Linked DNA regions of Homo sapiens: region 1 is linked to region 2. The links are chromatin contacts, found by Hi-C or POLR2A ChIA-PET in ENCODE. All regions are on one chromosome and are shown on one strand. Each heading gives the region's core, a stretch centred on a gene start or an enhancer-like site at or near the end of the contact. The rest is flanking DNA. Distances are from core to core; before and after follow the strand shown. Region 1 overlaps LARGE1 (LARGE xylosyl- and glucuronyltransferase 1). Region 2 overlaps LARGE1 (LARGE xylosyl- and glucuronyltransferase 1).

What was found. Hi-C counts contacts between places; a loop is a spot of excess contacts on that map. ChIA-PET counts read pairs that join two places held with the same protein, here RNA polymerase II (POLR2A). Pooled maps may share reads with other maps.
Region 1: a loop to region 2 is called in a pooled map, with 2.8 times the contacts of the local background. The contact joins two enhancer-like sites. A Hi-C loop is called at or near these places in 1 of 37 single-sample maps with no recorded cell type and 3 of 50 pooled maps. POLR2A ChIA-PET finds 5 or more read pairs at or near these places in 2 of 52 experiments (H1 and OCI-LY7).

The regions. Positions count from the first base shown.
Region 1 is chr22:33,863,513-33,867,404 of GRCh38, forward strand. All of the region lies in intron 1 of LARGE1 (LARGE xylosyl- and glucuronyltransferase 1), which reads right to left. Among named protein-coding and RNA genes, the nearest start is that of LARGE1, 55 kb to the right of the region's middle. Within about 2 kb of position 1,364, at least 6 of the 41 ENCODE cell types and tissues checked have a DNase peak (open chromatin) inside an H3K27ac peak, as active enhancers do.
Region 2 is chr22:33,297,254-33,301,070 of GRCh38, forward strand. All of the region lies in intron 12 of LARGE1 (LARGE xylosyl- and glucuronyltransferase 1), which reads right to left. Among named protein-coding and RNA genes, the nearest start is that of LARGE1-AS2, 130 kb to the left of the region's middle. RefSeq lists enhancers at 2,580-2,629, 2,640-3,009. Within about 2 kb of position 2,483, at least 5 of the 41 ENCODE cell types and tissues checked have a DNase peak (open chromatin) inside an H3K27ac peak, as active enhancers do.

The sequences.
Region 1 (3,892 bases), core at 114-2,613, 570 kb after region 2:
ACTGGGAGGCCGAGGTGGGCGGATCACAAGGTCAGGAGTTCGAGACCAGCCTGACCAACATGGTGAAACCCCCGTCTCTACCAAAAAAAAAAAAAAAATGCAAAAATTAGCTGGATGTGGTGACGCATGCCTATAATCCCAGTTACTCAGGAGGCTGAAGCAGGAGAATCACTTGAACCCAGGAGGCGGAGGTTGCAGTGAGCCGACATTGCGCCATTGCACTCCAGCCTGGATGACAGAGCGAGACTCTGTCTCAGAAAAAAAAAAAATGAAAGGAGATAGGAGTACTTTTATTTTCAAAAAATTGAAAACTGTGGTTCCTGAACTGGAAGACACTAAAAGTAACCCAGGGTTTTGAGGAGGCCAATGTCTGGGGCCTGCTCCCATTGGACTGCAGTTTCACTTGAAGGCAAAGTCATTATATGGCATCCCACATCTGTTAATCTGGCCTAACTAACGCCTCCCATGTTTCCAGGTGAATGTGAGGCATATGGAGCTATGACAAGCATCACAGAAGTTCCAACTCCAGTGAGGGGTGCAGCTCCCCTTTCTTCTTCCATTGCCTGGCAATGGTTTGTACAGAACCTACCAGGCAGGTAGAGTCTTGACCTGACAGAGACAGGAGGAAGCTGGGAGGCAGGAAAGGTCAAGAAGACCCTTCAGACCACTGATGACCATTAAGGTTCCTTGTAGGTTTAAGGGGCTCTCATTTACTTCAATAATCCTGGAGCCCCCATCAGTGCCTACCATGGAGCTAGGACCCAGCAAAGACATGGAGGCCCCTATGTTCAGGAAGGTTATTTACAATAAAGATGCAATAAAGTGCTATGCTGATATAAATAAATAGCCCAAAGCACAATACAGATACTAAGTACATACATGATAAAGACAAGAAGGGAACTTAAGAAACCAATGCTGGCTTCGTGTTGCTGGGGAAAGCTACATAGGCAAGGTGCAGGTGGCCTTGGAGTGGAGAGCGCCTAAGTCTTCTTCCTTTACTTGTTTCAAAAATGCATGCTTCTGTACATTTTACCAGGCAAGACTGTAAGCTCCTTGAGGGTAGGGATGGTGCCCTGTTTACCACACTATCCCCAGTACCATGCATAGAATAGAGACTCAAATGCTGGACTGATGGATGGATGAATGGATAGATGGGCAGAAGGATAGTCAGGGCTGCATCACTGCCTTGAGACAGCAGCAGAAGACATATAGATTTAAGTGGCCAAAGCCCACAGAACAGGGCTTTCCCCAGAGGCCCGTGGCCACATTTTTCCTCTTCCTACTTTCAGAATCTACAGCACTTTTAGCCCACAGTCCCTGGGTTTCACAATCACTGCCTATATTTGGACTGTACTCCTGATGTGGCCTTATCCTGCAGGCCTCTATCTCTCGCTCACTCTCTCACATGTCTCTCTCGATCACCTTTAACCTACTTCTGCTCCTGACCTGGATCCCTGGCCCACCCACAGGTTGGTTCGCAGTTTCTGAAAGAGTCACAGCCGTGGGTGTCAGGCCCAGCCCAGCAGACAGAACACGTTTGGATGCACTGTTATCATAAAGTACTGCTGACTTCTACTGTGGAACAGAATTCAGTGACCTCTGCTTCCACGTCTGTGCAGGACAAGCTCCCTCTGCTTTTGCTCCATAGCCCCAAGTCTAGCCCAGAACCTACTCCCCTTCACCCATCTTCAAGAAGGGAAGGCACAGCTGGGAGCCGTAAAATGCCACTATACCCATGAGCTGCAACCATTTGTTCCCTCCAGCAAGACTGCAGATAATTTCAGCCGGACCTTCTCTTCTTCTCACTCTGACCTCGAAGTAGATTTTGTTTCATCTGTTTGTTTTCATGACAGAACATCCTGGTAGGGAATATTGGCGTCTTTTTCTTTTCAAAGTGACACTGACACAACTCCACTTTGTGCAAATAAATGTTTTCAACCTAAATGAGTCATTTGGTGGGAACAGTGAGTTCGCAAGCCTGCATATAGGTTGACCCCTTTACCAAGGAGGGTGGCAGGTAGCATTGTGTTTGGGGCTGACAAATATTATGAACAATGAGATCCTTTCCATGGTGATATCCCTTGCTGTACGCAGGGAAAATAAGGATAAAAATAGGGTGATAGTTGAAAACTCTGGGCCAGGCAGAATGCATCCTTGGGGAGAATCCAGCTACACTAGTATCTTGCCATAAAATCTTGAGAGTAAAGGAGGTATTTAACTTCTGACTCTTGTTAATTCATTTGTGGTTGTCAGGATTTTAAATGTAAAACATTTAAAAAATACTCAGTATATAGTAAGCATTCAATGTTAGCTGTTATTCTTTTTTTTTTTTTTTTTTTTTTTTTTTTTTTTTTTTGACAGGGTCTCGCTCTGTCATCCAGGCTGGAGTCCAGTGGCATGATCTGAGTTCACTGCAACCTCTGCCTCCCAGGCTCAAGCAATCCTCCCATCTCAGCCTCCCAAGTAGCTGGGACTACAGATGCACACCACCATGCCCAGCTAATTTTTGTAATTTTAGTAGAGATAGGGTTTCACCATGTTGCCCAGGCTGGTCTCCAACTCCTGGGCTCAAGCAATCCTCCTGCCTCAGCCTCCGGCCTCAGCTCTGGGTAGGCCCAGAGTTAACTACCCCATGGTGGATGGATGTGGCCAACTCAGCTGCTGCCAGATGACACTCATAAATGATCATAAAGCAATCTGCCTCAGCCTCCTAAAGCACTGGGATTATAGGTATGAGCCACTGTACCCAGCCTGTTGTTCTTTAGAGACAGCATATAGGGGGCTGTTTTGCCCAGTATGGGAGTCACAACCCACATGTGGCTATTTAAATTTAATTAAAATTAAACAAAATTAAAAATTCAGTTCCTCAGTTGCACTAGCTACCTTTCAAGTACTCAGTAACTACCCATGTCTAGCGGTGACAACATCGGATGGTGCAGATGGAGAGCAGTTCCATCCTGCAGAAGGTTCTGTAAGACAGTGCTGATATGAAGGTGAAGGAGTAGCTTGAAGCTTGAGGGTCTGTGTGACCTTGGGTGAGTTACTTCACCTCTCTGTGCCTCATTTCCTCATTTGTAAAATGGGGATAATGTAGCTACATTATTCAGTCATAATAAGGATTATCTGCTCTGGAAGCACTCACAATAATGCTTATGATAATGGTAAACACACACCAGATGGAGCCCTAGAATGGACGACAGACACCCTTATGGTGCACGGTGGATTGCTGCGAGGATTAGAAAGACTTTTATAGAAAGCACCTCCCACAGGCCCAAACATAGCAGACACTCAGTCCATTCACTTTTTTTTTCAATAAATGTTCACAGAGCACCTACTATGGGTAGGCATTCTTCTAGGCACCAGAGACATAGAAATGAACAAAGGCCTTGCCCTCATGGAGCTTACAGTCTCACTAAAGGGGTTGATTATTGCTTACGCTAACAGGAACACCAACATGTCCAGCATATTACGTATTCTCAGCAATGAAAAAGAAATGCCAACCACAAAGCTACCCACAAAGGTGGCATCTGACAAAAAGGGCTCTAATGAATGAATGGATGGATGGATAGATGAATGAATGAGGGTGTGGGGAGGAGGCTCAATAATGCACAAGCAATGAACTGGGCTCTGGGTGGGCCCAGAGTTAATTACCCCACGGTGGATGGATGTGGCTAACTCAGCTGTTGCCAGGTGACACTCATAAATGATCATAAAGCAGTCTGTAAACAGTGTTATGTATAAAACCTTAATCATCATGAACAGGAATCTTAAGATCCAAATGCCTGGGATAAACATGGCCTTTGCACACATGCCCTCTGCCTTCTGTTCTGGACTCTGCTCTGACTCATCCTGTGGGCTGGGACTGTTCACTCAGCAGAGGGACCAAACAGCC
Region 2 (3,817 bases), core at 1,233-3,732:
AGAAATCTGGCATTCCTACACAGTGTCAGAATACAGTCTCTACCCAGTGTGGCCTATTTGTCCTCAAGAAGGGGGCTGGGCGCAGTGGTTCACACCTGTAATCCCAGCACTTTGAGAGGCAGAGATGGGCAGATCACCTGAGGTCAGGAGTCTGAGACCAGCCTGGCCAACACGGCAAAACTCCGTCTCTACTGAAAAATACAAAAAAAATTAGCCAGGTGTGGTGGCATGTGCCTATAATCCCAGCTACTTGGGAGGCTGAGGCAGGACAATTGCTTGAACCTGAGGGGCAGAGGTTGCAGTGAGCCAAGATCGTGCCACTGCACTCCAGCCTGGGCGGCATAAGACTCCGTCTCAAAAAAAAAAAAAAAAAAGAAGGGTTTGTCCCCAAGAAGGCAAAAGGCAGTGAGGACAGTAGAGATACTTTACACTTTGGGCATGGATTAAAGATGAGGATTCCTCACGCCTATAATCCCAGCACTTTGGGAGGCCGAGGTGGGCGGATCACCTGAGGTCAGGAGTTCAAGACCAGCCTGGCCAACATGGTGAAACCCTGTCTCTACTAAAAATACAAAAATTAGCGAGGCGTGGTGGCAGGCGCCTGTAATCCTAGCTACTCAGGAGGCTGAGGCAGGAGAATCGCTTGAACCCGGGAGGCAGAGGTTGCAGTGAGCTGAGATCACGCCATTGCACTCCAGCCTGGGGACAAGGGCGAGACATCATCTCAAAAAAAAAAAAAAAAAAAAAAAGATGATGATTCTGCAGGGTCAGTGAAAGGTGTCAGAAACCTGTACCAGTCTCATGAATGTGGAAAGTCTCAGCAGAGTGAAGCTGTCCAGGTCTTGGAAATGCCACGATGTCTCACGTCTTCCTCTCTCCTCATTTAGAGACCTTCAGTGTGCACCCACATTGGGTCATTCCCTTATTAGTTTGAGCTCCTGTATCTCTCAGCCTCGTATCTGTGTGAATCCCGATGCTAGCAATGGCACATACAGCTGCAATGACCACCAGGCTGTAAACCTGAGGGCCAGAACTTTGTCTCCCCTGTTCACTGTTCTAGCCCCAGCACCTGAAACAGTGCCTGGCCACGCAGAGGCATGGAACAAAGAATGTTTCGGGCATTCCTGGGTGCTCTGCAAATACTGTTAGCTCTTATCTTCTCAGTTCCTTAAGAACTGGGGAAGAGGAAAAAGCAGTATGATTCCCACTTCACAGATAAAACAAGTTAGAGAAGTTAAGTGCCTTTCCCAAGGTCAAATAAATTCTAAATAAAGAGTACTCAGCATCAGTCAGCCATGGTGGCTCACGCCTGTAATCCTAGGGTTGTGGGAGGCTGAGGCAGGAGCACTGCTTGAGCCCAGGAGTTTGAGACTAGCCTGGACAATAGGGTCTGGGTTATGTTTATTTTTCTAAAAGGAAATTAAAAAATTAGCTGGGCAAGGTGGTGTACAACTGTAGTCCCAGCTACTTGGGAGGCTGAGGCAGGAAGATTGCTTGAGCCCAGGAGTTTGAGGCTGCAGTAAGCTATGATTGCACCACTGCACTCCAGCCTGGGTGACAGAGCAAGACCCTGTGTCTAAAGAGAAGTAAAGGAAAGAAAGAAGAAAGAAAAGAAAAAAGAAAAGAAAAAGGAAAGATGGAAAGAAAGAAAAAAGGAAAGAGAGAGAGAGAGACGCGGGAAGCAGTGGCTCTTGCCTGTAATCCCAGCACTTTGGGAGGCCTGGGTGGGCGGATCACTTGAGACTAGGAGTTCAAGACCAGCCTGGGCAACATAGCGAAACCCTGTCTTTACAAATGGTAAAAAAAAAATTGGCCCAGCATGGTGGCGCATGCCTATAATCCCAGCTACTGGGGAGACTAAAGTGGGAGCATCGCTTGAGCCTGGGGAGGTTGAGGTTGCGGTGAGCCATGATTGCACCATTCCACTCCAGCCTGAGCAACAGAGTGAGAGAGAGAGAGGAAGCAGTATGGAAAGAAATGAATTAAAGAGAGAAAATGAGAAAAGAGAGAAAAAGAAAGAAAGAGAGAGAGAAAGAAAGGAAGGGAAGGAAAGGAGTGGAGGGGAGGGGAAAAGAGGGAAGGGAAAGGGGAGGGAGAGTCCTCTGCACTGAAACGCAGGTCTGAATGACCCCCAGGGACAGCAACATCACCTACAATGTAGCATACTGCCTGACACATAGTACATGCTCACTACACAGTTTTTGAAAGAATGAGTAGTATCAATATATAGTTTCTCATTTTCAGAAAGCAAAAAAATTGAGATGGTCACATGAAGCTACCCAGGCTGCACAGAAGGTGGCAGAGTTTGCAATGGCGGGGGTTGGGTTGGGGCAGGGGCCTAGCACAGAAGTCCAATACTGAATAGGCCAAGGGGCAGAAAATGAACTCCTGCTGGGCACCCGCCATAGCCCCACAGGAGGCTATCATTAGCTCCTATATTAACTGAGGAAGTGAAAGAATGAGGAGATGAAGCAAGCAGCCCCAACTCACACACTTGATTAGTGTTGTGGAACCTGGCTTCAAAGGCAAGTCTGCGCAACCTCTGCCATGCCCCGCTGACTTTCGCCTGACATTTCTGAGATCAAAAGTGAAAGCTGTACATCCAGGAGCTCATTCTTCAGAAAAAGTAGATGAAGGGGCTGGAAGGAGATTTTAGTAAAACTCTGCAGCTATTGTCCATGCGTACAGCTTATTCCATTATTTTCCAATTGATCTGTTTGTTTTGGCTGTAATATTAGCTGGTTGCTAAGCAACTGCTCAAAGAGCTAACATGCTGAACTTTTTTTGGTAACCAAATAGAACCCCAAAAAAGGTGATATAAATCAGTGTTTGGGGGTACAAGCCGAGGGCTGCCAGTCGGCCTGCTCTGGTACCCTGGGGGTTTGGGAGTAACCTGGCCCCTTCGACAGAGTGAGCAGGCTGGCATGGAGGAAGGCTGCTTTCCTCCTCCTCTAATGCTAACATTTAACTTCTCTGGGGCCTCAGTTTGGTCACCTGTAATGGTAGTTACCTTAAAGAGCAGTGTGAAGAACAGAGGTAATGACAGACTGAGTGCAGCTGGCAGGGTTTCTGGCACATGGTAAGGGCTCAGTAACTTGTAACTGTCATCATTCTTAAGTAATTAACAAATGTGTTTTTTTGAGATAGGGTGTTGCCCTGCTGTTCAGGATGGAGTGCAGTGGCACAATCATGGCTCACTCTAGCTTCAGCTGCCTGGGCTCAGGAGATCATCCTGTCTCAACCTCCCAAGTCGCTGAAACAACAGGCATGTTCCACAATGCTCAGCAATTTTTTTTCTTTTTTTTGGAGATGGAGTCTCACTCTGTTGCCAGGCTGGAGTGCAGTGGTGCGATGTCAGCTCACTGCAACCTCTGCCTTCCGGGGTTCAAGCGATTCCCCTGCCTCAGCCTCCCTAGTAGCTGGGACTACAGGCATGCACCACCATGCCCAGCTAATTTATGGTATTTCAGTAGAGATGGGGTTTCACCATGTTGGCCAGGATGGTCTCGATCTTCTGACCTCGTGATTCACCGGCCTCGGCCTCCCAAAGTGCTGGGATTACACGCGTGAGCCACCGCGCCTGGCCAATTTTTGAAATTTTTTGTAGAGATGGGGTCTCACTATATTGCTCAGGCTGGTCTCGAATTCCTGGGTTCAAGCAATTCTCCCACCTCAGCCTCCTAAAATGCTGGGTGACAGGTGTTAGCCACTGCACCTGGCCAATATTAATATCTTGACAGAGCTTGGGTACAGAATTTTATGGGAGATCAGTGCTGAGAAAGTCAGTTTCTAGAAGGGTCTGGGGGCTTCATTGGAG